Regions from separate parts of the Homo sapiens genome. Here region 2 is linked to region 1. The links are chromatin loops, found by intact Hi-C in ENCODE. Cell type or tissue: heart right ventricle. All regions are shown on one strand. Each heading gives the region's core, and the rest is flanking DNA. Links, peaks and the distances in the headings are about the cores only.

What was found. Peaks named below come from ENCODE experiments on the same cell type or tissue, not always from the same donor. Only the 100,000 strongest peaks of a DNase experiment are listed, where the experiment ranks them.
Region 2: it touches region 1 in a loop (10-fold over the local background); 75 of 110 quality-filtered maps call a loop at or near these places.

Annotation. Positions count from the first base shown.
Region 1 is chr5:172,964,233-172,980,840 of GRCh38, reverse strand. RPL26L1 (ribosomal protein L26 like 1) reads right to left here. Exons shown (of 4, transcript NM_016093.4): 3 at 12,242-12,382; 4 at 11,070-11,428. The coding sequence ends at 11,300. It also overlaps the pseudogene LOC285591. Among named protein-coding and RNA genes, the nearest start is that of ATP6V0E1, 11 kb to the left of the region's middle. In heart right ventricle, for the core only: a CTCF peak has its summit at 1,910; no DNase peak of the experiment used is centred there.
Region 2 is chr5:173,271,384-173,287,991 of GRCh38, reverse strand. LOC105377731 (a long non-coding RNA gene) reads right to left here. Exons shown (of 4, transcript XR_941237.3): 2 at 14,033-14,180; 3 at 7,070-7,188. Among named protein-coding and RNA genes, the nearest start is that of MIR12118, 24 kb to the left of the region's middle. RefSeq lists silencers at 3,972-4,111, 14,975-15,175. In heart right ventricle, for the core only: CTCF peaks have their summits at 3,773 and 3,974 (motif pointing right); a DNase peak (open chromatin) is centred at 4,051; H3K4me3 peaks cover 488 bases; H3K27ac peaks cover 964 bases; H3K27me3 peaks cover 614 bases.

The DNA.
Region 1 (16,608 bases), core at 724-3,223:
TGTGTAGAGATGGGGTTTCACCATGTTGCCCAGGCTGGTCTCGAACTCCGGCCTCAAGGAATCCTCCTGCCTTGGCCTCCCAAAATGCTAGGATTACAGGTATGAGCTGCCGCAGTCAGGCCCTTTCCTTTTAAAAATGGTAAAATACAGGTAACATAAAAGTTACTATCTTAACCTTTTAATTTATTTTTATTAATTTATTTAGAGACAGGGTCTCGCTGTCATCCAGGTTGGTGTGGTCTTGGCTCACTGCAACCTTCGCCTCCTGGGTTCAAACGATTCTCCTGCCTCAGCCTCCCAAGTAGCTGGGACTACAAGCATGCACCACCACACCCAGCTAATTTTTGTATTTTTAGTTGGAGACGGGGTTTTACCATGTTGCCCAGGCTGGTCTCAAACTCCTGACCTCAGGAGATTTGCCCGCCTTGGCATCCCAAAGTGCTGGGATTACAGGCGTGAGCCACTGCACCCAGCCCAGAACTTTTTCATATCCCTTCAACAACCACTTCTGGCCAGGTGCAGTAGTGAGACCCCCATCTCTACAAAAAATTTAAACAAAAAATTAGCTGGGCATGATGGTGCATGCCTGTAGTTCCAGCTGCTGCGGAGGGTGAGGTGGGAGGATTGCTTGAGCCCAGGAGGTAAAGGCTGCAGTAAGCTGTGATCACGCCACTGCACTCCAGCCTGGTGATAAAGCAAGACTCTGTCTCAAAAAACAAACAAACAAAAAAACAACCACCTCCCATATTCCACCCCCTAGCCCATGGCAAGCACCATTCTACTTTCTGTCTCTGTGAGTTTGACTACTCTAGATTCCTTCAAGAGGAATCATACGGCATTTGTCCTTTTGTGGCTGGCTTATTCACTTAACATAATATCCTCAAGACTCATCCATGTTGTGCAAGTGTCAGAATGTCCCCTTCCTTTTAAAGGCTGAATAATATTCCATGTGTGTATACAGTACGTTTTGTTTATCCATTCATCCATCGATGGACATTTGGGTTGCTTGCACTTTTTGGCTATTGTGAATTCTTTCCCATTTCTTAAACAAGTGGAAATTTTTGTCTTAAATTGATCCCTTTTTGTGTCTAACCTTTGCTTTATCTTCTGGGCAGCCTCTTTGAGAAGCAATGTCTGGAAGTACAAGGATGTAACTCTTTTTTTTTTTTTTCCTTTTTTTTTGAGACAGAGTTTTGCTCTTGTTGCCCAAGCTGGAGTGCAATGGCACGATCCCAGCTCACTGCAACCTCCGCCTCCTGAGTTCAAGTGATTCTTCTGCCTCAGCCTTCTGAGTAGCTGGGATTACAGGCACGTGCTACATGCCCAGCTAATTTTTATTTTTATTTTTATTTTTTAGTAGAGATGGGGTTTTGCCATGTTGGCCAGGCTGGTCTCGAACTCCTGACCTCAGGTGATCCACCTGCCTCGGCTTCCCAAAGTGCTGGGATTACAGGGGTCAGCCACCGCACCCGGCCAGGGATGTAACTCTGTTGTTGTTGTTGTTGTTTTTTGAGATGGAGTCTCGCTCTGTCTCCCAGGCTGGAGTGCAGTGGCGTGATCTCGGCTCACTGCAACCTCTGCCTCCCGGGTTCATGCCATTCTCCTGCCTCAGCCTCCCGAGTAGCTGGGACTACAGGCAGCCACCACCACGCCCGGCTAATTTTTTGTATTTTTAGTAGAGACGGGGTTTCACCGTGTTAGCCAGGATGGTCTCGATTTCCTGACCTTGTGATCCGCCCGCCTCGGCCTCCCAAAGTGCTGGGATTACAGGCGTGAGCCACCGCGCCCGGCTGGATGTAACTCTTTAGACACCAATTCTGTCTAAATCTGTTGGTTTCATCTGTGAAAGGAGAAAAGTTAGTATCTCAGTATTATATATGTGGGCTAGCATTAGCCTATAGCTCCCTCTATCAGCCAGTCTGTCAAAAGCATTTTATCACACACCAAATGAAAACTGTCCCCATTCAGTGACCCATCAAATGAAGAGATACTGTCTGCCCTCAAGGTGCTAAAGTCTTCAGGAAACAAATCAGACTCTGGACAGTGTGGTCCAAGGACCCTTGGGGAGTCCCTGAGACTCCCCAAGCAGGTCTTTTTCTTTCTTTCTTTCTTTTCTTTCTTTTCTTTCTTTTCTTTCTTTTCTTTCTTTTCTTTCTTTTCTTTCTTTTCTTTCCTTTCTTTCCTTTCTTTCCTTTCTTTCTTTCTTTCTTTCTTTCTTTCTTTCTTTCTTTCTTTCTTTCTTTCTTTCTTTCTTTCTTTCTTTCAGATGGAGTCTTACTCTGTCACCCAGGCTAGAGTGCAGTGGCGTGATCTCGGCTCATTGCAACCTCCATTTCCTGGGTTCAAGCAATTCTCCTGCCTCAGCCTCCCATGTAACTGGGATTACAGGCGACTGCCACTGCTCCCAGCTAATTTTTGTATTTGTAGTGGAGGTGGGGTTTTACCATCTTGGCCAGGCTGGTCTCAAACTCCTAACCTCGTGATCCACCCACCTTGGCTTCCCAAAGTGCTGGGATTACAGGCATGAGCCACCATGCCTGGCCACCCCAGCAGGTCTTTTCTAACTGTGAATCTCTGTAAGGCTGAATTTTCTTCCTGTAGTTCATCTAAAACAACATATCACATCAGATTGAATGCAGTAGTATTATGAGAATGCATTTGTCTTCTATTAAACCAGAGGTCAAGGCGTTCTCCCAAAATGTAACACAATGTTACTCTTCCAACCACATGTTTTGTTAGTTTTGGAAAAAACAGCTATTTCTCATATAAATGTTATGTTAACATGTTATGGGTTTCTTGTTGCTCTTTTTGTATGAATTTAAAATAAATATGTTGGCCAGATGCAGTGACTCGCGCCTATAATCCCAGTGCTTTGGGAGGCTAAAGCAGGAGGATCACTTGAGGCCAGGAGTTCCAGAGCAGCCTCGGCAACATAGTGAGACCTCCATCTCTACAAGAAACAATTTTGATGTGGTGTTATCTCCTGTAGTCCTAGCTACTTAGGAGGCTGAAGAGGGAGGATTGCTTGAACCCACAAGTTCAAGGTTACAGTGAGCTATAATTGCACCATTGCACTACAGCCTGGGTGAAGACTGAGATCTTGTCTCAAATAATAATAATAATAATATAATAAAATTAATATGTTAAAATTTGAAGTTTTAATTTCTAACATGACAAATATCAATAGCTATAACCTATATAAATGTAAGTCCCTTGGGTCCTCCATAGTTTTTAAATATGTAAACAGGTCTTGAGACCAAAAAGTTTGAGAAGCACCACTAGAGGAAAAACCTCAGAGGCCCCCCAGCAGCATCAAGGAAACAAGAGTTGACTGAAACACTATTGTGCAACGAGCTGAGGAGCCCTTCTTTCCTAAACTCAGTCCTGTAGGTAAAAACAGGCATGCAGAGTCACGAAGATATGGTGTCATAAAGCCCCTTTCCAAGCTACTCTGGAAGCTTGGAAGTTACTGGGGCAGCTGAAAACCCTAGCAGGATTTATTACTCCTTAGCCCAGTAGTGTATATGGAATGTGCACTGTGTATGGCCACCAGTACTACTGCTGCCACCGTTGCTGGAGTGATTGCCACCTGCCAGACATTGGACTAGGTGCTTTGAATTATCTGTCTCATTTAATGCTCACGACACTGAATATAGGTATTTTTAAATCTATTGTACATAATTTTAAAAGGCTTAGATTTGGTTTATTTATTTATTTATTTATTTTTGAGACAGAGTCTTGCTCTGTCTCACCCAGGTTGGAGTGCAGTGGCGCGATCTTGGCTCACTGCAGGCTTCACCTCCTGGGTTCAAGCGATTCTCCTGTCTCAGCCTCCTGAGTAACTGGGATTACAGGTGCCCGCCACCACAACTGGCTAGTTTTGTATTTTTAGTAGAGACAGGGTTTCACCATGTTGGCCAGGTTGGTCTCAAACTCTTGACATCAGGTGATTCACCTGCCTCGGCCTCCCAAAGTGCTGGGATTACAGGTGTGAGCCACTGCACCCAGTCCTAAAAGGCTTGTAACTTGTAATTTGTAACTTGTCCAAAGCATAGCTGTTTTCAGTGACAGAGCTTGGATCTGAACACGGCTCTTTGTAGCTCCTGTTCTTCCCACTAAGCCATGTTGCCTCTCCTATTTCTTTTTTTTTAAGCAAAATAATTTTATTTCCTAACATATGGTAACATATACATCCAATATGTGCTCCCCTTGCACATCTATTCACAAGTGACTTCCAAATGACAACTGCCTTGATATTTAAGCACGTGCTGAAAGTTATCTTAGTTGAGATATGAAAAATGCTTTAGATGGGTAATGTTCTGAGTACATGGGATTGGTCACAGCAGAATTTACTTAGATGAGTTCTACACATTTAAAGCTTTGAAAAGCTACTATTTTACATCTAATACATCCAGATGAACACGATGCAGCAATATCAGCTTGTATTCCAGAGAAATCCCATTAGTTCTTCTGGTGATGGAACCACGTATCCACGTCTGTTGGTACTGTGCAGGCAGATTCACAGGGTGGTGGTAAAGCATCCACAATGGCTCTGGCAGCATCAGGATCACACTTGAACAGGCTCTCAGACACAGTTTTGTTCATGCAGCTGATTCCTTTTCCATTCATTTTCTTAGTCACTAATGCTTTCCAATGGTCATGAGTGCTTTTAATAATATCAATTGCAAAGTCCTTATCTTCAAATTCTGCATTAAAACAAACTCATTTTCTGGTTTTCCATCAGGAACCTTATACCTTCTAAACCAGTCCACAGTAGCCTCTAAGTAGCCGGGTTTCAGCCGTTTGACATCACTGATATCAGTATAATTGCCTGCATCAGGATCATCCATATTAATGGCAATGACTTTCCAGTCGGTTTCCCCTTCGTCAATCATAGCCAATATGCCTAGAACTTTCACACCAATTATTTCACCTCTTGCACATACCTTGCTTCCAATTTCACACACATCAATTGGGTCATTGTCACCACAACAGCCAGTATGTTTATCATTGTGCCCTGGGTCTTCCCAAGTCTGAGGGATGGCACCATAGTTCCAGACATATCCTTTATACGGGAACAAATTCGCAACATAGCGAAGTTTTCTTTTTTTCACATCTTGTTTAATGGGGTTTAAAGGGTCCTTTGTAGCAACCTCCATTTTTGCATTAGACCACAGTGGTACTTCAACTACCACGTGGAACACATCCTTATCTGCATAAATTGGAATATCTTGAAATGGAGACATATATTGTCCTTTCTCATTTTTGAGGAAGACTCGGTACTTCAGGGAGAAGGGCGTGGCGCGCTCCTCAGTGCTGAAGCCGCTCATGGTGCCGGAGTCCAGCCGCCACCACTGCCACAGAGCCACCAGCCCACATGTGGCGCCGACTGACAGCCTCTCCCATTTCAAGAAATAAGTCGGCATACAGAGAATCCTAAATTACACACAACTTCACAAGATTCAGACATCATCTGCTGCATAAGATGAGACCTTTAAAAGCCTATTCTAGAACTAGCCACCCTTGCCAAGAATAAATTGGAAAGTGGTTGATTTAGTGTTTTTTTTTTTTTTTTGGTTTTTTTTTTTTTTTTTTTTTGAGACGGAGTCTCGCTCTGTCGCCCAGGCTGGAGTGCAGTTGTGCACTCTTGGCTCACTGCAAGCTCCGCCTCCCAGGTTCATGCCATTCTCCTGCCTCAGCCTCCCGAGTAGGTGGGACTACAGGCACCCACCACCATCCCCAGCTAATTTTTTTTTGTATTTTTAGTAGAGACGGGGTTTCACCGTGTTAGCCAGGATGGTCTCGATCTCCTGACCTCGTGATCCGCCCACCTCGGCCTCCCAGAGTGCTGGAATTACAGGCGTGAGCCACTGCGCCTGGCCTCTTTTTTTTTTTTAGACAGAGTCTCGCTGTGTCACCCAGGCTGGAGTGCAGTGGTGTGATCTCGGCTCACTGCAAGCTCCGCTTCCCGGGTTCACGCTATTCTCCTGCCTCAGCCTCCTGAATAGCTGGGACTACAGGCGCCCGCCACCACGCCCGACTAATTTTTTTGTATTTTTTTTTTTTTTTTTAGTGGAGATGGGGTTTCACCGTGTTAGCCAGGATGGTCTTGATCTCCTGCCCTCATGATCCTTCTGCCTCGGTCTCCCAAAGTGCTGGGATTACAGGTGTGAGCTGCCGCACCCGGCCAATTTAGTTATTTCTGATGGTCAAAGAACATTCTCATATCTGTGCATGTTTTTGTAATTATGGTGTTCAGATAATAAATCAACCTTATATAGCTGTTTAAATTTGGATGGCCTGCTTTTCTCATGAGGACTTTCTCATGGATCAAACTTTCAATAAACATTCAATTGAATATGAATATAATAAATACTGTTTTTGGAAGGCTACAAAAGAAACTGGAAACAGTGCCTCTGGAGAGAACCGAGTGACTGAGACTCAAGGTGACAAAGAAACATACTTTTCACCGTCTACTTTTTTGTTTTACCTTTTAATTTTGTACCATATATAAGCACTACTTATCTAATTAAAAAATACCAGTTTAAAAGGACAATGAACAAGACTCTGGTAAACTATCAGATAGGAACTGCTCAAAGTCTGCAGCAGCAGCAGAGAATGCTGGACTCGTGGTTAGTTGGGTTCTGTCTGGTTCCTGGAAGATTCAATTACTTGCTCATCCAACTCACGTCAAAAGTCCTGTGGCTTCTGGGTGCGGTGGTTCATGCCTGTAATCCGAGCACTTTGGGAGGCCGAGGCAAGTGAATTGCTTGAGCCTAGGAGTTGAAGACCATCCTGGGTAACATGGCGAAAACTCGTCTTTACAAAAACTACAAAAATTAGCTGGCAGTGGTAGCATGTGCCTGTATAGTCCCAGTTCTGGGAGGCTGAGGTGGGAGGATCGCTTGAGCCTGGGAGGCAGAGGTTGCAGTGAGCTGAAACCATGCCACTGCTCTCCAGCCTAGGTGACACGGCAAAACCTTGTCTGAAAAAAAAAGAAAATTATGTGGCTGAACATCTCATGCCTATGCAATGTGAAAGCAGACATTCAAAAGCAGTTATCTGAAGTTTAAAAGTCTGGCATCTTCCCAGAATAGCAGAAGGGAACCACTCAAGGGAATGGACATCCGCAAATGTGATGAAAAGGTCAGTAGAAAACTGTATAATTCATTCATTCCAGAAAACAAGCTAATACCCCATGGCCTGAACTTTGATAGGCAGGCCCACCCATCTGGCATTCTCCAATCCTCATTTCCTGCAGCAGCCCAAACACATCACTGTTGCCCTTAAACCCTTCCCTTTTTTCAAGAATCAGTATTTGTCTCACCTCCCTGGAGAAAAACTTTTCTCTATGTTCCTGTGAACGAATTCCATTGCCAATCTCCTTTAAGACAATAGCTAAAACTTCCTGAGCACTCTGTGCTTTACACACAGTATCTCAAGTAATAAGTCTGACAACTCTATGAAGTAAGTACTAATTTTATCTCCATTTTATAAATGACAAACCTGAGGCCCAGAGAGGTTAAGCAGTTTGCCCAAGGTCACACAGCTAGGAAATGACAGAGCTAAGATTAGAACTCAACTTGAGGCCTAGTTCCTGCTCTTGATCATGCATTATTATTATCAACCTGGCTCAGTATAAGCAGTGTGGTATGATTTGGATACCTACAGGGGGATTGCAGCTCTCAAAGCTCTTATTGGTCATTTTTCTTGGAATAAGTTGCTGAAAACAAGCCAGGTCTGATTCCTAGATGATATCATAACTTAAATTTACTAATGAAAGTAATGGCTGGAGCCTGGAGCTCAGACCAGGTTACAGACTGTAGAGTAAGGAGCTGTGAGTTTAGTATGAAATCTGACTTTCATGCAACTCTTAGAGTCCTAAAATATGTATTGGTTGAGAACAAAGACAAGAATCAAATTAGAAAATATAAATTTCAGAATTTACTAGTTAACCTACTCACTATACTCATTAGATACATAGCTCAGCATGTTAATGATTATACAGCTGCTGTATGGTGGGCACCTACTCTTTTATTTATTTGTTATTTTTGAGGCAGGGTTCCGCTCTGTTGCCCGGGCTAGAGTGCAATGTCATCATGGCTCACTGCAATCTTGACCTTCTGAGTTCAAACAATCCTCCCCACCTCAGCCTCCTGGGTAGCTGGGACTACAGGCATGGGCCACCACACCTGGCTAGTTTTTAAATTATTTTGTCGATATGGGGTCTCACTATGTTACGCAGGCTGGTCTGAAACTCCTGGGCTCCAGCGATCCTTCCACCTCAGCCTCCCAAAGTGCTGGGATTACAAGCGTGAGCCACTGTGTCTGGCAGCTTTTTACATAAATAGAAAAACAGAGAATCAGAAAAATGACCTCCCAAGAACAAGAGCAGGATTTGAACCCAAATCTGTCTGACTCCAGGGACAGGACAGTATCTGTCTACCTTGTATCAGTGAGTTCAGTGTATCAATGCCAAGTCAGAGAACACATCTTGAGTTTTGTGGTTTTTGAACTCACTGATTTTTTTTGTTTTTTTGAGATGCAGTCTCGCTCTGTCTCCCAGGCTACAGTGCAGTGGTGCAATCTTGGCTCACTGCAACCTCCGCCTCCCGGGTTCAAGCGATTCTCGTGCCTCAGCCTCCTAAGTAGCTGGGATTCAGGCGTGCGCCACCATACCCAGCTAATTTTTGTATTTTCAGTAGAGACGGGGTTTCACCATGTTGGCCAGGCTGGTCTCGAACTACTGACCTCAGGTGATCCACCCACCTTGGCCTCCCAAAGTGCTGGGATTACAGGTGTGAGCCACTGCGCCCTGCCAAACTCACTGATTTCTTTTCTGAAAAATAACTGCCTCTTTGAGTGCAGAGTGAATGTCAGAATTGGACATATAAGTAAACTGAACAATGATAGTGAAATTAACATTTGTATACTCATAGCTTTCAAAGAGTACTCAGAAACGGCCCATCTGATCTTGCCATTTTATCTTTGCATTTTCGATGAGATAAGAAGGCAGAGCAGGTATTATCATCTGTTTAGAAGTCCAGAGATGAGTAACTTGCTCAAAGGCTGATGACTGCCCAGTGGCAGAGCTAGGATTAGACCTGGACAGTTGGTGATAATGCTTTCCTAAGTAGCACTACCGGCTGCAAACACATAGGTTCTTGTCTGTTCCACATAAATATGCAGTCTCTTATCAGACTCCAGTGAAAGGCTGACAAGAGTGAAGGAAGGAAGACTAAAGATAAGTGGCTAATGTGGGAAGTGAATGGCCTTTTGATGCAGTCAGGCTCAGGTTCAAATCTTGGCTTCATTTCTTATGCTGTGATTTGGACAGTTAACCTAAGCTTGTTTTCTTCATCAGTCAAAATGGGAAACAACACTGATTCAATTAACATTTATTAAGAAATTCCAGTGTGTCAGATAAACCATTACTAGAAAGTCATAAAAGGCTGTTTGATACATTTTAATCAATACATTATTATTTTTTAGGCTAGTCATGGTGGCTCATGTCTAATTCCAGCACTTCGGGAGGCCAAGGCAGGAGAATCACTTGAGGCCAGGAATTTGAGACCAGCCTGGGTAACATACTGAGACTCCCATCTCTACAAAAAAATTTAAATATTAGCTGGGTGTGGTGGCACATGCCTGTAATCCCAGCTACTTGGGAGGCTGAGGTGGGAGGATCACTTGAGCCTGGGCTGTCAAGGCTGCAGTGAGCTGAGATCACACCACTGCACTCCAACCTGGGTGACAGAACAAGACCCTCTCTTGAAAAAAATTTTTTTGTGTTTTTTTTTAGGACAGGTGCAGTGGCTCATGCCTGTTAATTGCAGCACTTTGGGAGGCTGAGACAGGCGGATCACTTGAGGTCAGGAGTTCAAGACCAACCTGGCCAACATGGGGAAACCCCGTGGTGGCGCAGGCCTGTAATCCCAGCTACTTGAGAGGCTGAGGCAGGAGGTTCACTTGAACCCGGGAGGCGGAGGTTGCAGTGAGCTGAGATAGCGCCACCGCACTCCAGCCTAAGCAAGATGGAGACTCCATCTCAAAAAAAGTTTTTTTTTTTTTTCCCACAGGGACAGAGGATTTTGGATGTGGCCCTGGAGATACATTTTCTAAAAATTTTTATTCACTACATACCTCTCAAAGGAATTAAATCTTTTTTTCTAATTAAAAAAATTAATTTTTTTTTTTTTTTGTAGTGGTGGGGTCTCAGTAACCAGGCTGGTCTTACACTTCTGGGTTCAAGCCATCCTCCCACGAGTATCCCAAAGTTCTGAGATTACAGGCATGAGTCACTGTGCCTGGCCAAAGGAACTAAATCTTGAAGATTTAGTTGCTTGAAAGTTAGACCAGGAGTCTAATGCGGAGGCCAATGGAGGCCAGGCAAGAAGCGTATGGGAGCAGAGCAGGTGGGATAGGGAACCGCCAAGCCCTTGGCTGCACTTAACACTGCAAAACAGGGAGAGCCCCGTGGAGCCAGGTGAAGCAGGTGATTCTCTGTGGAGTCTCCCACATTTTAAATGTTGGAAAATATAGTGAAAAACAGTATCTCAGTTAAATCTTTCCTGTAGGCTGCCAGTTTCTCAAGTTAGTTCCAGAGGAAAAGGGGCTTTTTAGTCACATGAAAATGGCAATTGCAAAGTCAAAACTTTGGGAAGATAAGCCTGGTCAGGGAGCTGCACATGATTTGGTTTAGTTGGCACTTGGAGAGAAAGCTGGGGAAGCCCAAGTCAGGAGGCCAGAGAGCAATCTGTCAGGCGTGAGATGTGACAGTGCACATTACAACTGCTACTGAGTGGGGCAAATCCCTGTGTCAAGGACCAGAGCATGGCAGCTCACGCCTGTAATCCCAACACTTTGAGAGGCCAAGGCAGGAGGATCATTTGAGCCTAGGAGTTCAGGACCAGCCTGGGCAAGATGATGAGGCCTGTCTATATAAGACTAGAGCCCTGCCCTTTCTACTTCATCAGCACAAGAGTCCAGGCAAGAGGAGGGCCATTTAACCCTACCCCTGCGATTTTGCTGTTCCACACATTAAATAGGAAAAGACTGGCAAAGGGGAATTGATAGTAAGTGGAATTTATTTATAAAACAATGCAAATACTATGTGGAATTAGGAAGCATTTCCCATTTTTATTCATAAAATTATTACTTAAAATTGCAAAAGTAGATTTACAGAGGCACAGGTAACAAAACAGGAAATGAAATGTTCCAGACATTCCGAAAAGTTCGAAAGAAACACACCCTAGCCTCAAAATCTCCGGTTAAACCGTGGTTGCACAACAGGTTCTATTTATTCCTGCATTTTCTCAATAAGTTCTTCTTTATATTTGCCTTTCTCTTTTCCAACTTGTCGAGACTTGGCTTTGCGTTCAAGAATTTTTTTCCGATCCTTGTCCAGTTTTAGCCTGGTGATAACCACCTGTTGGGAGTGAGAAAACAGGTCTTTATTTCTGCATCCCCACCAGCTATTGAGCAATATAGACATCATAAGTTAAGTAAGACCTCAGCCATTCAGCTTTTAAGGAACTGAAACTCTGGAAGGAAAACAGACCCTGTAACACAATACAAAATAGGAACACAAAGGAAAAATAGCATGTTCCACTAGGTAGGCATGAGGGCTACAGGAAGATATATTCTCTCTTATTCCTCTGAATATTATGTGGTAGGGGAAGTGATGCCTAGAACACTTGGAAGCCTCTTGCAACCAGCTTAAAGACACAGCCATCGGCCGGCCATGATGGCTCACACCTGTAATCCCAACACTTTGGAAAGCCGAGGCGGGCGGATCACGAGGTCAGGAGATCGAGACCATCCTGGCCAACATGGTGAAACCCCATCTCTATTAAAAATATAAAAATTAGCTGGGCGTGGTGGTGTGTGCCTGTAGTCCCAGCTACTTGGGAGGCTGAGGCAGGAGAATTGCTTGAACCCAGGAGGTGGAGGTTGCAGTGAGCCGAGATCGCACCACAGCACTCCAGCCTGGTGACAGAGCGAGCATCCGTCTCAAAAAAAAAAAAAAAAAAAAAAAGACACAGCCATCACCAAGAAAGGCAAAACAGAAAAGAGAAGAGAAGAAAAATCTGGATCCTTGATGATATCACAAAGCTACTGAATCAATCAAGTCCACCTGGCCTGCCTCAGCCAACTGTGCAGGGAGTACCAAAACACCAATAACTTTGAACAGTATTGACACACTCCATGGCTGCTACTGCCACTCAGTCCTTGACCATACCTTGCTTGGGTGAATGCCCACGTGGACAGTTGTGCCGTTGGCCTTCTCACGCTGCACCCGCTCGATGTAGATGACATATTTCTTTCTGTACACCTGGACTACCTTGCCAATTTGCTGACCTTTGTAGTGTCCTCGAACTACCTAAGAGAAAATACAAAAGAGAATCCCCCTCCATTTGTAGTGCATGATCATAAAGAGGAAGCTAACCATCAGGAACACATGGGCTAAACATATAACTTTGTCAAAAGCAGCTTAATCCTGGCAGTCAAAAATTAGCTACTTTTCTGATATAAATCTGTGTTGTGCTATGGTTGGGTGGAGATTTTTTACCTGGATCCCACAGAAATGTGCGATATGAGCTTTAGAGGAAAAAGGAGAATACAAAACTACATATAGAATATACTCTGAACTATATATATATACATATATATGTCAAGTATCCCTTATTCGAAATGCTTGAGACCAGAAGTGTTTTGGATTTAGGGTTTTTGGGATTTTGGAATATCTGCATTACTAGCTAAGCACCCCAAATCTGAAAATCTGAAATCCCAAAAGCTCCAAAGAACACTTCCTTTGACCATCACGTTGACAAAGTCTCAGATTTTGGAGCATTCTGAATTTGAGATACTCAAACTATATGAGTGTATGTGTGTGTGTATATATATAATATATATTACATATGTGCGTATATGTATTTATATGTCATATATACATACACGTATCATATACATACACATATGTACTTATATGTAACATACATATATGTCATACATACATATATGTACTTATATGTCATATATACATATATGTGTATACATACGTATATATGTGTATATATGTATATATACACACACATTTCATATATATAGCATGACACAGTGGGATAAAATATATATATAAATATTGGTAACAGCTGCCATTAGGCAGGAAGCAGGATTACAGATGACTGATTTTTAGATTTATATTCTTCTAAATTTCAACATTTCTACATTTAATACAAATATTTTAAAGTCAGAAAAAAAATTTTAAATCTCACAGACTGTTTTACTGTACTAAAAATCTACTCTATTCAAAAACCAACTAGATTAGGGTTTCCTTGAAAGCAAGAGCTTATTTATTTATTTATTTATTTTTGACACGGAGTCTCGCTCTGTTCCCCCAGGCTGGAGGGCACTGGCATGATCTTGGCTCACTGCAACCTCCACCTCCCAGGTTCAAGTGATTCTCCTGCCTCAGCCTCCCAAGTAGCTGGGATTATAGGCACGCACCAGCAGGCCTGGCTAATTTTTGTATTTTTAGTAGAGACCAGGTTTCGCCATATTGGCCAGGCTGGTCTCGAACTCCTGACCTCAAGTGATCTGCCTGCCTCGGCCTCCCAAAGTGCTGGGATTACAGGTGTGAGCCACCATGCCCAGCCACAAGAGCTTATTAAACACCATGCATGGGGGCCGGGCACGGTGGTTCACACCTGTAATCCCAGCACTTTGGGAGGCCAAAGCCGGTGGATCATGAGGTCAAGAGATCGAGACCATCCAGGCCAACATGGTGAAACCCTGTCTCTACTAAAAATACAAAAATTAGCTGGGCGTGGTGGTGGGCGCCTGTAGACCCAGCTACTCGGGGGGCTGAGGCAGGAGAATCACTTGAACCTGGAAGGCGGAGGTTGCAGTGAGCTGAGATGGTGCCACTGCACTCCAGGCTGGCGACAGAGCGAGACACCGCCTCAAAAAAAAAAAACCACCAGGTACGATGTGACTCTGATTAATAAGCATAGAGGAGATACCACATATAAAGAACTAGAGAACCCCAATACTCCTAAAATGTCTACGTATAGCTTGTTTGGCTTATTTTCCAAGGCGATTTTTAGGTTGAAGAGGACAATCATATCTCAGTGAAAAATCTACCACAGACTACATGACCAGAGACTCTCAGGACACACCTGGAAGAAGTCTTGTTAATACCATCAAGACTGAAGAAATACACACATACACACTTTTTTTAAGAGACAGGGTTTCACTATGCTGCCCAGGCTGGTCTCAAACACCTGAGCTCAAGAGATCCACCCACCTTGGCCTTCCAAAGTGCTGGGATTACATGTGTGAGCCACTGCACCTGGCCAAGACTGAAGAAAGATCTTAGGCCGGGCATGGTGGCTCACAGCTGTAATCCTGGTACTTTAGGAAGCTCAGGCAGGTGGACTGCTTGAGTCCAGGAGTTGGAGACCAGCCGAGGCAACATAGCAAGACCCCGTCTCTACAAAAAAAAAAAAAAAAAAAAAAAAAAAAATAGTTAGCCAGACATGGTGGCATGCGCCTATGATCCCAGCTACTCGGGAGGCTGAGGTGGGAGGATCACTTGAACCCAGGAGGTTGAGTCTGCAGCAACCTGTTTTTGCACCACTGTACTCCAGCCTGGGTGACAGAGTGAGATCCTGTCTCAAAATAAAATAAAATAAAAAATTAATTTAAAAAATTTTTAAAAAGAGAAGTGGACAACCTCTGGACATAGTGAAGAGGAAGACAGGAGACAGGATAAGACTAAGTCGGCTGGTCGACTAGACTGGAGAGGTGAGGATGAAGAGGGAAGGATGATACTCAGAGTCTGGCTTGGGCAACCAGGTGGATGGCAATGCCATTGCCAGATGCAGAGATCATAGGGGAAGCCCCGTATTTTAGGAGGAAATAGTTTAGTTTGGAACATGCTAAATTTGAAGCATCTGGGGACATTCTAACAGAGAATTCAGACACAGCTGGAATGCCAACTGGGCCAGCAATAGAGACGTGGGAGTCATCCACAGAGAGGCAATTAGGAGCTTCATGTTGCTCAAGGAGTGATGGTATGAGAAAAGGGCAGAATGTACACATGTGAGAAAAGCCAGCATTTTGGAAGAGCTTGTGAGAGATTAATGTGGCCAGAGCGAATGGGAAATCATGCAAGTGTGGTGTTACAGCAGCCAAGAGAATGTCAAATTCTGTGGGACTGTCAAGAACACAGAGGATAAGGTATTTAACAGATCTGACAACAAGGTCATCAACAGTGGCTGTGGCTGGAATGCCTTCACTGAGTGCTGGGATGGAGGCCATTAACAGTAAAGTGATGAGTGTACCAGGTGAGAAGGTGAAGGTGAGAAAAGACAGTCCAAAGGAGCTTGGCTCTGAAGATGAGAAGGGGATAGATGTTTGAGGGGGATGGAAAGCTAAGGGAACTTTCCTTTATTTTTTATTTTTAAAGAAGGGAAAACATGATTGTGTTTAAATGCTGATGGAAGGAACAAGTATGGAGGAAGACGGTAAAAGAAACTACAGAGAAAGAAGATAAGGGACCAAAAAAGCTCCAAGAGAAGAATGGAGCAGCACCCAGTGGCAGATGGATTAGGCTTAGGCAGAAACAGGGATATTTCTTTCTTTTTTTTTTGAGACAGAGACTTGCTGTGTTACCCATGCTGGAGTGCAGTGGCGTGATCTTGGCTCACCACAACCTCCGCCTTCTGGGTTCAAGTGATATCTCATTGCCTCAGCCTCCCTTGTAGCTGGGATTACAGGCATGTGCCATCACGCCCAGCTAATCTTTATATTTTTAGTGCAGACGGAATTTCGCCATGTTGGCCAGGCTGGTCTCGAACTCCTGGCCTCAAGCGATCCACCTGTCTTGGCCTCTCAGAGTGTTGAGATTACAGGCGTGAGCCACTGCACCAGGCCTGGGATATTTCTTTCATTGTAACAGAAGGGAAAGAAAATAAGAGGGGTGGAACTACAGGTAAACGTGTAGGTGTGGAGCCACGATTTCTGAAAGTTCCTGGCTGATAACTTCAATTTTCTCTGTAAAGTAGGAGGAACCATCACCTACTCAGAGAAAGAGGAAGGTAAGTGAGATTCAGAAGATCCCGTGAGAGGAGGCAATATTAACAAACCCAATCAGGGCTATTTTATTCTCCTGGTGGAGAAGTGTTCAGCCAGCATGGCCTTTGGCTGAAACAATTCATACCTCTTAGGCATTCAAAAAATGGCAACAGGCAGCCGGGCGTGGTGGCTCACGCCTGTAATCCCAGCACTTGGGGAGGCTGAGGCGGGTGGATCACCTGAGGTCAGGAGTTCGAGACCAGACTGACCAACATGGTAAAACCCCGTCTCTATTAAAAATATGAAAATTAGCCAGGCATGGTGGTGTGTGCCTGTAATCTCAGCTACTTGGGAGGCTGAGGGAGGAGAATGGCTTGAACCCGGGAGGCAGAGGTTGCAGTGAGCCGAGATTGTGCCACTGCACTCCAGCCTGGGCAACAAGAGTGAAACTCTGTCTCAAAAAAAAAAAAAAAAAAAAAGGCAACAGGCCAGACACTGTGGCTCATGCCTGTAATCCCAGCACTTTGG
Region 2 (16,608 bases), core at 2,510-5,009, 310 kb before region 1:
ATTATCAAATTGCCCTCAGAGGGGCTAGACCAATTAATGCTTCCTGAGCAAGGTGTGAGGAGACCTCATGACCTCATCCCCTGCGAGCCTCCTAACATCTTCCTTTTGGTCCAGGACCTTAAGAAAACCCATTCCCAGGCCGGGCGCAGTGGCTCACACCTATAATGCCAGAACTTTGGGAGACCTAGGCCAGTGGATCACTTGAGGTCAGGAGTTCGAGACCAGCCTGGCCAACATGGTGAAACCTTGTCTCTACTGAAAATAAAAAATTAGCTGATGTGGTGTGCACGCCTGTAATCCCAGCTACTTAGAGGCTGAGGCAGGAGAATCGCTTGAACCCGGGAGGTGGAGGTCGCAGTGAGCCAAGATCACACCACTGCTCTCCAGCCTGGGCAACAGAGTGAGTGAGACGGTCTCAAAAAAAAAAAAAAAAAAGAAAGAGAGAAAAGAAAACTCGTCCCCTTTGCACCCACTGATGCATCAACTAGATGCTCAAAGTTGCCTTCCAGGTGCCCTCATCCAGAATTTGTTAAACTCATCTCCTTACCTGAAATCTACTTCCTCAGTGCACTATTCACTCATTTTGGTGGCCAATCCTGCCCTCTGAACTCACCATCCCTCCACCTCCTTTATGCTTTGCCCAGCCCCTTCCCTCCTTCTCAACCCCTGCCCGTGAAACCACCTGCACCAAGCCCGCCTCCCTACTGCCCTGGTAGCCCCACCCCCACGCTCCCCATCCTCTCCGAGGGAGAGATCCCCAGCGCAGGTGTACAGGCTGCGCCCCAGATGCGTCATCACTGTCTAGTCCTCTGTCCAGGACTTGTTAAGAGAGAAAAGTGCTATATTGGGATGGTAGAAGTTTATGAGTCCTTTCATTTTCTTTGATTTATACAAGTTATTTTAAGTTGTAAAACATTTATTTACTAAGGAAAGTAAAGAAGCCTAAGGTAAGCATCACAAACTAATTTTAAAAATCGTTGTAACCAAAATATTGTGGCTGATCACAGTAGGGTACTGCATAGCTTTCTTAATAAACTCTGAGACTGAAAAGTCAGTGCTTGTGGTCAGGGTTACCGTTTAAAGAGAGAGAGATCCCCTGGGGTTTTCCTGAGTTCCCTCCAAGCATTCTGGATGAAGAGGGCCACTTATGTCCTCCCTGACAGGGAAGAGAGAGTTCCCAGATGCTCGGGCCAACAACATGGAAGACCCAATTATTAGCTTCAGGTAGTTCTTACCTGAAGCTAAGGACAGAATAAGAGAGAAGGTAGAGGAGGTATAGGAGAAAACCGGTGAATCAGGAGGAAACCTCGGTTGGAACCCTGACTACATCTACAGTCTGTGTGGCCCTGGGCAGGTCATTTATCCTCTCTGACCCTCAGTCTCTTCCTCTGAGAATGAGTGTAATAATTCCACCTTATAGGTATGTGAGGAATCCAGCACAATCTTTAATAATCATTGGCAAGTAGCAAGTATTTAATAATTGTTGGCTGGACCAGAATCTTTGAACCCGCCCCTGCAAGCAATCTAGCAAATTCTGTCTAGGTTCACAGTGGACTCCTGAGCTAAGTGAATTTAGCAATCTGTGGCTAAAGTGCCTCTCGTTGATTTTTTAATCTCAGAATAGGCTGGCTGCTTCCCTTCCTCAGGGAATAGTTTGTCTTGACAGGGCCCACCATTAGTGAGTTTTTGTTTTGTTTGGTTTGGTTTTGTTTTGGGCTAATGCCATGGCTGATAGGCTGAACATGCAAGCACTATTGTGTAGGAAAATATTTTTGCTTGAGCAGTCCCTGTCCGAATACACCCTTTCCACTTCTCTCTAGCACTCCTGGTTCTTAAAGACTAACTAGGGACTCACGCAGTGACTTACACCTATAATCCCAGCACTTTGGGCAGCCAAATTGGGAGGATCACTTGAGGCCAGGAGTTCAAGATCAGCCTGGGCAGCATAGCAAGATCCCAGTCTCTACCAGAAAAAAAAAAAAAAAGATTCACCTCTTGAAGAAGTCCACTCTAGCCCCTCACTTTGCACTGCTTCAGCCCACAGGCCTGCAGTTGGTACACACATGTATGCAAGCACACACATGCATGCACAACAGTCTTGCAATATTTTATACTCGTTAAAACTCTCCAATTGCTTTATGTACCTACGTCAGGCCTCCCTAACTAATACATAAGCTTCTACAAGATTAGGTGTCTTCTAAATTTCAGAACTTGTAAATGCCATTTACAGAGCATCTACTATGTACCATGTATTTCACCTACATTATTTTGTTAAGTCTTCCCAACAACTTTGCAAAATTTAGGTGTCATTATGTTCAATTTGCAGATGTGGAAACTGAGGCTCAAAGAGGTAAAGTAACTTATCCAAAGTCATAGAGCTCAGCACTCAAGGTGCACAAGTTGACACTTGTATTAGTCTGTTTTCACACTTTAATAAAGACATACCCAAGACCAAATAATTTATAAAGAAAAAGAGGTGTAATGGACTTACAGTTCCACTTGGCTGGGGAGGCCTCACGATCATGGCAGAAGGCAAAAGTCACATCTTATATGGCAGCAGACAAGAGAGAATGAGAGCCAAGTGAAAGGGGAAACCGCTTATAAAATCATCAGATCTCGTGAGACTTATTCACTACCATGAGAACAGTATGGGGGAACCACCCCCATGATTCAGTTATCTCCCACCAGGTCCCTCCTGCAACACGTGGGAATTACAGAAGCTACACAATTCAAGATGAGATTTGGGTGGGGACACAGCCAAACCATATCAACACTCAACAAATAATTTTGAATGACTGAAAGGATGGATGGATGGACAGATGAATGAATGGATGGTTGGATGGATAGTTGAATGATGGGTGGGTGAGTGGATGGATGGATAGATGAAAGGGTGGATGACTGGATGGATGAGGGGATGGATGGATGGATGGATGGATGGACTGATGAATGGATGGATGGTTGGGTGGACTGATGAATGGATGGATGGTTGGGTGGATAGTTGAATGATGGGTGGGTGAGTGGATGGATGCGTAGATGAATGGGTGGATGGTTGGATGGATGAAGGGATGGGTGGATGGATGGATGGATGGACTGATGAATGAATGGATGGTTGGGTGGATAGTTGAATGATGGGTGGGTGAGTGGATGGATGGATAGATGAAAGGGTGGATGATTGGATGGATGAGGGGATGGATGGATGGATGGATGGATGGACTGATGAATGGATGGATGGTTGGGTGGATAGTTGAATGATGGGTGGGTGAGTGGATGGATGGATAGATGAAAGGGTGGATGATTGGATGGATGAGGGGATGGATGGATGGATGGATGGACTGATGAATGGATGGATGGTTGGGTGGATAGTTGAATGATGGGTGGGTGAGTGGATGGATGCGTAGATGAATGGGTGGATGGTTGGATGGATGAAGGGATGGGTGGATGGATGGATGGATGCATGGATGGGTGGACTGATGAATGAATGGATGGATAGATGGATTGATAGGAGGGTGGATGAAAATATGCAAGGGTGGTGGATGAATAGATGGACAGGTGGTTGGATGACAGGGTGGACGGACGGATGAATGGATGGATGGGAGGGTGAACGAATAGATGGATGGTGGATGGATGGATGAACAGACTCAGCATATAAGTGGTGGAGCCAAGTTTATCTGACTCCAACAGGCCTTTCCATGTGAGCATAAGAGAGCTCCTGCTTTTTAGCACCAGAATAGGGACACAGCAGGCACTGTCACATAGTCCCCCAAACACAGGGTAGCAGCTGACCATCCTGGTTTCAACCAGTTTCCACAGCTGCCTGGATGCGGCACGTGCGAGCGGGATTCAGCCACTGGGTGAGCCATGACGGTGAGAACCAAAGATTCTCCTCCTCAGTAACCCCACGAGTGAGTTGATGGGCTGAGGTTCTGGTTTACCGGGACGCGCCCCCAGTGAGCAGGAGGAGCCCCCGCACCAGGCCACACGGGGGCAGCAGCTCGGCGTCTGCAGGCATCCGCGCACAGCCGGCGGGCAGGGCTGGTTCCGGAGGCCGCCGGGTAAGCACGTGGCGCCCGGTCTCACCTTCGCGCTGGCGGCGGGCTGGTTCCTGCAGCGCCGCTGGGGTGGCGGGGGCGTGGCTGAGAGTGCTCTAGGAAACACTGGAGCAACCACACGTCCGCGCCCGCCCATGGGGCACCTTCAAACCAGCCGGGCATGGGCGGCACAACTCTGCGCAGCCCTTAAAAGAATGGGGTTTTGCTGCTGCCAAAGATCCCGGAGCAGCAGCAAATGAGAAAAGCAACGTGCTGGACGCGCCTGGAGTGCCACCCCTTTGTGGATTCTAAATGTGTGCAAGTAACTAGATGCATTACTTGTCTATTGGCCCACGCACAAGAAAATTCTTGAAGGAAACCCAGCAGTTTACTTTTTATTTTCTGCCTTTCTGTGCTGTTTGAATGACTGTTTTGCCGTGGGAATGTATTCTCTCTCTCTCTCTCTCTCTCTCTCTCTCTGTCTCTCTCTCCCCCCCCCCTTCCCCTCTCTCCCTCTCTTATCTCCCTCTCTCCCTCTAGTCTTAATAGGAATTATCTGGAAATTGGGATTGGGAAGATTTTTTGTTTGCTTTTCCTTTCTTACACGTTCTTGGTTTTTTAACCTAATGTTTTTAAAGGAGGAGGGAGACAGTTTAGGGGTTGCTGCTGGCCCTGCCTCCTTAGCCCTGGGGGCAGGAGGGCTGGCTGGCAGCACTTGACTGCTTGGTGACCCTCCCTCTCTAGGGCAGGGAGCAGGTTCGGCCTTAGAGCCTCAGGTCCAGGACGCCCAGAGCCACAGGGGGCCCAGGCCATTTAACTGTCCAGGGCTGCCTTGAGGAACCAGGATGGGTCCATGAGGTACTGCGTGCTTGTAAAGCGCCCTGGCCCGCTGACATAGAGGGCTTCCAGTGGGGCCCGAGAGGCAGAGCTCCGGTGAGAATAGCAGGGCCATGGAGTCACCGAAGCCACAGACTTGACTTGAAGATTTGCCAATTCAACCTGGGCTGGGATCTGCATCGTCCTTGACAGTTTCATCGGGAGATCAGCCTGCTATAGCAAAATGGTCAGGACTTAGAACCCAACAGACTTTATTTGGACCTGGTTCCTGCATCTGACAGCTGGGTGACTTTGGGCAAATAACTTGACCTCGCGAGTCTCAGTTTTCTCATTTGTAAAACAGTAGTTATAAGAGTATTATCATAAAATTTAGCATGGATGTATGTAAACCACCTAGCAAAAAGACTGGCGAATAGCAGTTTTTAATTCTTGGTGGCTCTTTCCATTCTCCCTCTCCCTCTTCTTCCTCTTCTTCTTCTAGTAAGGAAATCGTAAAACTGAATGGAATAAAAACTGAATCGAGAAGCCAGGCGAGGTGGCTCATACCTGTAATCCCAGCATTTTGGGAGGCCAAGGCGGGCAGATCATCTGAGGTCAGGAGTTCGAGACCAGCCTGGCCAAGATGGTGAAATCCTGTCTCTACTACAAAAATACAAAAATTAGCCAGGTGTGATGGCACATGCCTGTAGTCCCAGCTACTTGGGGGGCTGAGGCAGGAGAATTGCTTGAATCCGGAAGGCGGAGGTTGCAGTGAGCCAAGATTGAGCCACTGCACTCCAGCCTGGGTAACAAGAGTGAAACTCCGTAAAAAAAAAAAAAAAAAAAAAAATGAATCGAGAAAGTCAACTATCTGGTGATCGTCATCTAATTGCCCCAGGTCCATCTCTGAACCAGATTAGTGTCTCCTAAAGATCTCAATCCTACACCCAAACTCAAGTGCCCCATCCAAGGCAGAGACCCATCTCCCGACCCTGCAGTTCCTACATGTTCTCACTTGAAGGCAACATTGAGCTTTGGATTTCAACCTACCCAGGGGCGCTCCCCTCTCCTCTCTTCTCCCAGCCTAGACTAACAGAACCAAACTACTCGCGACACTTAAAGAACAATTCTAGAGATAAAGCAAAGGCATGCCACTTCACACAGCTGACAGCAAAGGTAGGAAATTTACTAACCCTCAAAGTGACACTGGCTGAAAATATAAATGGGTCTCAATGGGAGACAAAATAAATCAGGTGCATGGGGGAACTATGTGCATCTTTGCAGACTTAACTATGAATAATTTTTAAGATTACAAGCAGCGGCTTGTAATCTTAAAAATTATTCATAGTTAAGTCTGCAAAGATGCAAAAACCAAACACCGCATATTCTCACTCATAGGTGGGAATTGAACAATGAGATCACTTGGACACAGGAAGGGGAATATCACACTCTGGGGACTGTGGTGGGGTCGGGGGAGGGGGGAGGGATAGCATTGGGAGATATACCTAATGCTAGATGACACCTTAGTGGGTGCAGCGCACCAGCATGGCACATGTATACATATGTAACTAACCTTTACAATGTGCACATGTACCCTAAAACTTAAGAGTATAATTAAAAAAAAAAAAAAAAAGATTATAAGCAACATAAATAACAGTGATGGCTAAATAAACTGATGCATCCACTTGAATGCATATTTACAATTATAATGAAGATTACGCAGTAACTTGGGAAAATTCTACAAATGGAAGGAAGAACACAAAAACATATTCAATATTTTGATTCCAGATATCTAAAAATTCTATGTACTTGTAGGAGAAACAAAAGGAAAACAAATAAAATTGAATTGCTGAGGTCATAGGGCTAGGAGTTGTTTTCTCCTTCTATGTTGATTTCATATTGTTTATTCACTTTTTTTTTTTTTTTTTTTTTGAGAAGGAGTCTCACTCTGTCGCTAGGCTGGAGTGCAGTGGTGCAATCTCGGCTCATTGCAACCTCCGCCTCCCAGGTTCAAGAGATTCTCCTGCCTCAGCCTCCCAAGTAGCTGGGACTACAGGCGCCCGCCACCACACCTGGCTAAATTTTTTTTGTATTTTTAGTAGAGACGGGGTTTCACCATGTTGGCCAGGATGGTCTCGATCTCCTGACCTCGTGATCCACCTGCCTCGGCCTCCCAAAGTGCTGGGATTACAGGCGTGAGCCACCGTGCCGGGCCGTTTACTCACTTTTTAAATATTAGGACTATTCACAGGCAGGGTGTGGTAGAAAACACAGATTCTGTCATTGCACAGTCCTTATGCTTCCAGCTCTCCGAAGTCCCTGGATGTCCAGAGTAGAGGCACTCCTGTGAATGAAGATACAGATGGTCTCCAGAAAGCTCCTCAGAAAATGTGGACTCTTTAAAAACACATTAGAAAAGAAGAATGTATGCATCTCTTAAGTTAGCTCTGTTTCCTATAGAAAAGCAGAATTTCACCAGGAAGGGAAGAGAATGGAAGAAAATGGCAGGAGACACTATCGCGTAATAATAACCGCTTATTTGAACAACTTGGTTTATCTACCTATGACATAATAATAATTCTTTGCCAAGTATTAAGCCTCACCATGTATTAGGTGCCAAGCATTACACTGAGTACTTCACACACATTATCCCATTTAATGCACTCAACAACCTCATGTGGCAGTACGTGGTGCTTTCCACCCTTTTTATCTTTCTGTTTTGGAGACAGAATTTCGCTCTGCTACCCAGGCTGGAGTGCAGGGGCATGATTAGAGTTTACTGCAGCCTCACACTTCTGGGATCAAGTGATCCTCCTGCCTCAGCCTCCCGAGTAGCTGGGACTACAGGTGCATGCCATCACACCTGGCTAATTTTTTAATTTTTAGTAGAGGCAGGGTCTCACTATGTTGCCCAGGCTGCTTTCTACCTTTCATAGATGAAAACTAGAGGTCACAAATGGTCACTGGCCTGACGCTGCATCGCTTGTTAGTGGCCACGCCAGGATTTGGACCCCAGTGTGTCCCTTACTAATGCATATGCTCTTCCCGCACATACACAGCCAGAACTGCCTAGAAGGGCAGGACCTGGGCTTGGCCTTAAACACCAGGCAGAAAACAAAAGCCTTCACTGGAGACCCTCATCTGCATCATAATGGTGACAGTGTGATATCTGACATGTGTGATGCCAGCAGACCTGGGCATTTTTGTTGCCAGGGTGAAAGCAAAGCGTTCAGTTAGCAGGAGGGCAAGGGAAGGTCTCAGGAAGATGCTCACGGGTTCTGGCTCTTTTTGTTCCACCTATTCCTCCTTTCTCGCTTTCCTGCCTCTCAGCATCAACAGGTGACCCTACACAGCCCACTGGCACAGACTGAGTCCCTGCCCACGTGTAAAAGTTCCAGGGTCACGCAGCTCGATTCAATCCACAGTTCCCAAGAACTCCTGAGAACAGGCCATCATGAAGACTGTGTTTGCGAATATGCCAAAAGGAAAGATTTTTTTTTCCGAGTGTGGTGTTTCACGCCTGTAATCCTAACACTTTGGGAGGCCAAAGCGGAAGGATCGCTTAAGCCCAGGAGGTTGAGGCTGCAGTGAGCTACAATTGCGCCATTGCACTCCAGCCTGGGTGACACAGCAAGACCTCATCTCAAAAGACAGACAGAAAAAGAAAGAAAAAGAAGAGGTAGGGCACTAATAGGAAGGCGCTGTTATTGTGCCTATTACAGAGATGAGAACACTGAGGCTCAGAGACAGGAAGGAACTTCCCAAGCTTACTTAGCTGGGAATGTGACAAATTCTAGAGTCCAAGTTCACTGGAGCTCAGGCTTTCAACCCCTGTAATAGAATGGCTTTCGCTCTGCAGACCACTTTGATGGAAAAAAGAACAAAAACTTCACGGCAACCTCTGTACGCCTCAGGCCCTTCATCTGTAAAATGGGCCAATAATAATAATGCCTAGCTCCAGGGCTGTTGTAAGGATTAAGTAAATTAATATATGTAAAGTGACACATGGTTTGCACTCAGTAGATATTACTTGCTCTTTAATTATTATTGAGATTATAGAGTCAAGGCTTGGAAGGACCAACACCCCTAGAACAGCTTCCAATCTCCACTTAAACTGCAAAGGTGCATCCTTGCTCCATGAGGCATTTTGTTCTTTCATTAAGACATTTGTGATTAGAAATGTCTTCCTAATATATGTGGCCAAATCTGGCTCATACAGCATGCATCCTCCCCCAGGTCTATTTCTGCCCTGGAGGGAGATAGAATGCAGCCAGCCTCTCTAGCTTGGCAGTGCTTCCCTGCTGAGGAGAAGCCCAGCGTCCACCCAGGCCCCCTCACCACTCAGCACCTCTCTAGAGGCCCAGAGCAGGACGCAGGCATTTAGCTGGGCCCTGCCGCCTCCCTAACCTGGACTAATATCAATGCAAAATTGATTCCCTATCATCTTACGTTAACAGAACGTGGGAAAAGGAGAAAAGATATAAAAGTATAATATTGAAAAATAAAAATGGCAGTTGCATTCAGAGCACTCTCTGATGTCATGTATCTCGGTTCACAACACTTCCTGATTTTTTAGCTTCTGTCCCCAGGTTTATTCTCGCTGACAACTCAAGCTCTTCTGGGGTGAGGCCCTCATCCTGGCTTCTGTTCGCTTCTAGCACATTCAGGCACTGAGAATAAACCCGGCAAACAAGAGTTGGATTCAAAACACATTTCTGTCCACGCAACCACTCATCACGTGGCCAGGCCTGTCTGGAAGCCTGAACCCTGCCCAGGGGCCTCCTGTGCCAGCCTTCATCACTGGAATGGTGTCTACGCAGCAGCCAGAGGAGGGCCAGGCTCCAGGCCAACTTCCCACAGAAGCAGCATTGGCGTTTTGAGTATCTTTGTCTCCCAGGGGCTGCAGGGAGCGGGGACGGTTGAGGGAGCCTCTCCATGTCAAAGAAAGATGTTATGAGACTACAGGAAGGACAGATAAAGGGTTGCTTTCTCATCTTAGAACTTAGTGAGATTCCTCTGAATGTGTGGAAGTATTCTGGAAAGTGAAAGCCTTATTCCAAGTCTGAGTTAAGTACTCTCACCTATGTGCCCTCCTTCTCTGAACTTACCGTCTTAGTACTTACCACTAGATTGCAATGGTCTGTTTGCTTGTTTAGATCTCTCACTAACACAGAAGTTCCTTGAGGGTAGGGACTGTGTCTCTGTTATTGTCACCTGATTTCCCAGTACAATGCCCAGACATAGGTGGTCAATACGTTTGCATTGAATGAATTGATTACATGAATGACTCATTTTAGCACTTACCATCCGATCCACACACTGTACTTGAAAAGAAGTTGCACAGGTTGAGCATGGTCACTCATGCCTGTAATCTCACCACTTTGGGATTTCTGGCCAGGAGTTTGAGAACAGCCTGGGTAACCCCATCTCTAGATAAAATGTCTAAATTACATATTAAAAAATAAAAAATATAAAGAATCGACACAGCCTAATGAGAGATGCATTGGAGGGCTTCCAGTCTCAAGATAAGGGAATAAAGATTTTCCTTTTGACAATCTCACAAGGACAAGAAGCAGAAGAAACAGATGTACAGACTACATCTTCCATGAACCCAGGAGGCGTGGCGTCTATAACGCTTAATTCCAACATAGAAAGATAAAAAGCACTGGAAAAATGTAAATGACTCAGCGGAGAAGTAGCAAGGCAAACACAAGCGTCTTCAGGGTTGGGTGGCAGGGCCCACAAATTGTTCTACAGAGCCCCAGAAAAGGCTCAGAAATAGGAGGCATCGAGTGCTCACGTGAGATAGAGATTGAACAGGAATGAAAACAAGAGTTGTTTGAAAAACCTCTTTAAAGAGTACAGAGTCAATCGACTGATGAATGGATAAATAGATGGGTCTATCCTACAGTGGAATGTTACTCAGCAATCAAAGGGAAGGAAGCACTGAAACGTGTCACAATATGGGGGAACCTTGAAAGCATCATGCTAAGGGAAAGAAGCCAAACACAAAAGGCCCCATTCTGTATGATTCTATTTTGATTATATTTATAGGAACATCCAGAATTGGCAAATCTATACAGACAGAAAGTATATTAGTGGCTTCCAGGGGCTGGGGCGAGGGTGGAGGGAGGAGTGACTGCTCATGGGTACAGAGTTTCTATTTGGGGTAATGAAAATGTTCTGGAGTTAGATAGTGGTAATGCAGTCATTGTGAATATACTAAAAGCAACTGAATTGTACAACTTAAAGAGGTGAGTTTGCTTTATTTTTTGTTTGTTTGTTTTTACTTTAAGTTCTGGTATACATGTGCAGAACGTGAAGGTTTGTTACATAGGTATACATGTGCCATGGTGGTTTGCTGCACCTGTCAACCCATCATCTAGGTTTTAAGCCCCACATGCATTAGGTATTTCTCCTAATGCTATCCCTCCCCTTGCCCCTCACCCTGACAGTCCCCCGGGTATGATGTTCTCCTGTCTGTGTCCATGTGTTCTCTTTGTTCAGCTCCCACTTATGAGTGAGAACATGCAGTGCTTGGTTTTCTGTTCCTGTGTTAGTTTGCTGAGAATGATGGCTTCCAGGTCCATCCGTGTCCCTGCAAAGGACATGAATTCATTCTTTTTTATGGCTGCATAGTATTCCATGGTGTATACATGCTGGAGAAATAGGAATGCTTTTACACTGTTGGTGGGAATGTAAATTAGTTCAACCATTGTGGAAGATGGTGTGGCAATTCCTCAAGGATCTAGAACCAGAAATATCATTTGACCCAGCAATCCCATTACTGGGTATATATCCAAAGGATTATAAAAAGAGGTGAGTTTTATGGTATGTGAATTATATCTCCTTGAAAAGGAGCACACAGAGCTTCCAATCAGCTTCTGATTTAAACATAAACCGAGAAACGAGAATCCCCATAATCTTGAAGAATACCACCATGAAAGACAGACCAAACATAAAAGACTATGAAGAAACTCAGAGCACAGAGAGATCATGTACAGCTCAGAAAAACATCGAAGAATCATAGTTAATATTCTCTGTGTGATAAGAGAAGATATTGCTCCCATGAAACAGGAGATGCATACTATAAAAAAGGAAAAGTCAAAGAACGAGAAATTGCTCTGAGTAAAAATTTTTGTTTATTGCTGAGATGAACGAATCCTTCAATAAGAGGAAGATAAAGGATATTTAAAATAAAAAGCTTAGATAAACATAAAGTTCAGTATATCCTCCTGAAATATCCCTTGCAAAATAAAGAGCCAAAAAGATGGTAATAGGTAAGGAAAGATTGAAAAGAAATTAGAGAAGCAATTTGAGAAGCCTCACATGAAAATCTAAGTAATAGGAATTCCAGAAAATGACATCAGATAAAATGGTGAAATGGAAATTATCACAAAAAAATTCAAGAAAAGTTTACAGAATTGCAAAGCATGCATCTCCAGATTTTAAAAGCCTTCAAAGCCTCCAACATAACAAATGATAACAATAACTATGCAAAGGAACATAATTCTGAAATTTCAGAACAGCAAAGATAAAGAAAAGATACTGAACACATCCACAGAGAAAAAAAAAAAAAGCCAGTCCAGATACAGTGGCTAATGCCTATAATCCCAGCACTTTGGGAGGCCAAGGTGGGAGGATCATTTGGGCTCACCAGTTCAAGACCAGCCTAGGCAACAAAGTGAGACACCATCTATACAAAAAAATAAAAATAATAAGAATTAGCCATGCATAGTGGCATGCACCTGTATCCCAGCTACTGAGGAGGCTGAGGCAAAAGGATTGCCTGAGCCTAGGAGTTAAAGGCTGCAGTGAGCCATGTTCACACCACTGTACTCCAGCCTGGGCCAAAGAGAAAGACCCAGTTTCAAAAAAAAAAAAGAAAGAAAGAAAGAAAAGAAAAGAAAAACAGCCAAGTTACATACAAAAATATCAAGAAATAAAATAGTAACAGACTTCTCAACAGCTAGAGAAAAATAGGGAACTTACTTCAAAAGCTTAGGAAAAATGAATTTCAACATCTATATCCAGCCAGATTATAAATCAAGCGAAAAGACAAAATTAAGACATTGTAAGCATGCAAGATCTCAAGAATTCACCACTTGCACACCCTTCCTGAGAAAATTACTGAAGGACAGTATCCAGGAAAACAAAGAAGGCAGAGAATCAGGAGAAGAAGGAACCAACAGAAGAGAAAAGTAAACAGATTTCCCAGGAAATGGGTGAATGAAAATACCAGGATAAGCAGAAAGCTTATAGATCAGGAAGAGCAGGCTCTTCAAGAAAAAGACTGAACTGATGCATTATCTGATGGTTTGACCATAGAGAAAATGATATGGAGTGGCTAGCAGAGCTGTTGAAGAGCAAGTCAGATATTCAAAGAAAACCAAGCACATAGAAAAATTGTACAAGAAAGGAAACTTAATCACAGTAGACTATCAGGTTCAATGGTGAATACTGTTGAACCATGTTTTTACAATGCCATAATAATGTAAATACTGTATAAACATTTTATAAAATAATAAGTTCTATTGGAAGAAAAAGGAAAGAGAAAATATGCATGGAATAAAATCTTCATTTGCATAATTGAAGGTCAAACAATAATGGTCACAATTGATAAATCAAGAGATAGCTTAATATACATGTTACTTGGAAATATTGAAGCAAATACCCGAATAAATAGCAAATAGGCTAAAAGATGTTGTTTCTGGGAGTGGGGATGAGGATTAGTTGGGTGGCTGGAAGTGATAGGGCAAGATTCTTTTTTTCCACCCTGTCTCCCAGGCTGGAGTGTGATATCTGCTCACTGCAACCTCTGCCCCCTGGGCTCAGGCAATCCTCCAGCCTCAGACTCTCCTGAGTAGCTGGTACTACGGGCACACCACCATACCCAGCTAATTTTTGTATTTTTTGTAGAGACGAGGTTTCACCACGTTGCCCAGGCTGGTTTCAAACTCCTGGGCTCAAGTGATCCTACTGCCTCAGCCTTCCAAAGTGCTGGGACTACAAGTGTGAGCCACTGCACCCAGCCTGAGCAATATCATTTTAACAACACTTTGTACATTGTTTGCACTGGCTTTGAAGGCAACATAATTTGACCTGGTTCTGCCACTTCCAAGCTGGTGACCTTAAGTGAATTATTCCCCTCTTCAGGCCTCAGTTCCTTCTGTGTTAATAATTCCTACCTGGTACGTGACAGGGACACAACGTCTTAGTAGATGGTAAATAAATGGGAGGCCCTTCTCACTCCTCCTGTGTTCCACATGAAAGTCATTTTGAGTCGTCTGGGGAGCAGCGGCTCTATCCTTTGCCCTTTTTGTAAGCACCCAGCACCTAAGAAAGTATATGACAGGGATGTCATTTGACAAACTGCCAAATCGAATAATTGGATGTTACAACTGAGTGCTCACCTGAGAGAAGGCAGTTTATTGAGTGATAACTACAGGAAAACAGAGATAATGCTATTATAATAATACCATTACTACTATAGCATTTCAATTATTCCCATAGTAACAGAGTTGTATGAGTTTAGCTAAAATAAAAGACTGCAAGATAGTCTGGTACAGTCAACAATTTCTAGCCCTTCTTTTTTTTTTTTTTTTTTTTTTTTTTTTTTGAGACGGAGTTTCGCTCTGCCGCCCAGGCTGGAGCGCAGTGGCGCGATCTCGACTCACTGCAAGCTCCGCCTCCCGGGTTCACGCCATTCTCCTGCCTCAGCCTCCCGAGTAGCTGGGACTACAGGCGCGCGCCACCATGCCCGGCTAATTTTTGTATTTTTTTTAGTAGAGACGGGGTTTCACCGTGTCAGCCAGGATGGTCTCGATCTCCTGACCTCGTGATCCGCCCGTCTCGGCCTCCCAAAGTGCTGGGATTACAGGCGTGAGCCACCGCGCCCGGCCCTTCTAGCCCTTCTTTTATTTTAAAAGTCCCCGTGGCCGAAGACTTTCATTTTCCCCCAGTCTCATTTTCCCCTTCTTTTTAATAATAAAACCCCAGGCTGCATCCTGGCTGCCCCAGCAGAGATTACATTTCCCAGACCTCTTTGCAGTTAGGGGTGGTCCCTGACCAAGTCCTCACCAATGACAGTGAGAAGACTTGATGTGTCTGATTCCCACATCTCTTCCTGGAAAGGAAATTGCCTACCCTCAACTATCTCTCTTTCTCCCATCACACAGGCTGGTGACCAACAAGATAGGAGGAGCCTGGGGCCCTAGATGTCTTAGTGGAGCCGAGCTGCCTTCCTGCCTTCACCCAGCTATCGAGAGCCTACGGTGTCTTATGAGGCCGACTGTTGATTATGAATGCATGGTGCTGGACATGCCAGGGAAACAGAGCTGACTGTTGATTATGAATGCATGGCGCTGGACATGCCAGGGAATACACAAAAGCCAGTTATAGAGGGACTCCTGCTTCAGTTCTACAATTAAGCAGCAATTAGAGTTTGTCGTTAGTTTTTAATTTTTTAATAAGTCATAGATACACATGCTTCAAAACTCAAAATAGCAAAAATGTATGCTGTGAGACGTCTTTCTTTACCCTGTTTCCCTGCCTGGATCCCATCCCACCCTCAGTGGTCAGATAAATACTGTCATTAGTTTTCTGTGGATTCTTCAAAAATTTATTTACATACATACAAATATAGGTGCTTATATTTCACCTTATTTACATAAAACATAGTTTTCTACATTCTACACCAACACTCTACACTGGTACCACTTCCGGGAATCTATCCTTAGAAAACAGCTGAAACTTTTACTATATGACCAAAGAAATTAATTGCAGCATTATTTATAATAGTAAAAAAAAAAATGGAATCCTTAATGCACAAAAAAACACAAAACTTAGCTACCAGTATTAAATGTATTATGGTATATATAGTGTCCATGAAAAAAAATTTGTAAGCAACATTCAAAGGCAGGGGAAAATGCTTATAATTTCATATTAAGTGTAAGAATTAGATCAGAAATTGCAGGCCATGTGTTCACAGCTATATAAAAAAACATACATAGGCTCACTCCTATAATACCAACACTTTGGGAGGCTGAGCCAGGAGGATCTCTTGAGGCCAGGAGTTCAAGACCAGCCCCGGCAAACTAGTGACACCCCACCCCCATCTCTACAAAAAAATTTTAAAAATTAGCTGGGCTCAGTAGCACACACCTGTAGTCCCAGCTACTCAGGAGGCTGAAGTGGGAGGATCGCTTGAGCCCAGGAGATTAAGGCTGCAGTGAGCCATGACGGCATCACTGCACTCCACCCTGGGCGACAGAGCAAGACCTTGTCTCAAAAAATATCCATCTAGAGAAATGAATGAAAAGCACCACACCTAAATATTATCAGTGTTTTTTGTCAACTAGCGAAATTAGTTTTTCTTCTGCTTTCTATTTCCCAAAATGACAATGACCTTGTGATTCTTTACATAATAAGGGAGGGAGTTGGCTGAGGGAGGGATAGAAACAAACCCCGGCCTGCTTCCAGAAGCACTTGAGGGGTCCGAGGGCCCTCCTGCGGAAGGGGAACAGTGAAGTGGGAGTGGCCTGAGCCTAAGGCCGAAGTTGCATTTTCCTTTTCTCTGCTTTGGAAACAGGAACTCCTGGGCCTCGGCCTTGCTGCTGCCATTTCGTTAGTCCTCCCCACTGGTGCTCCCTTCTGCCTGCAGTGTCGAGGTTGGGGGTAGGAGAAGGAATCGCCCATAGGTGCCAAAGCCACGGGTAGCCACTTCACTGGCTGGCCTCTCTGCTCAGCTTGCCCCAGGTGACTT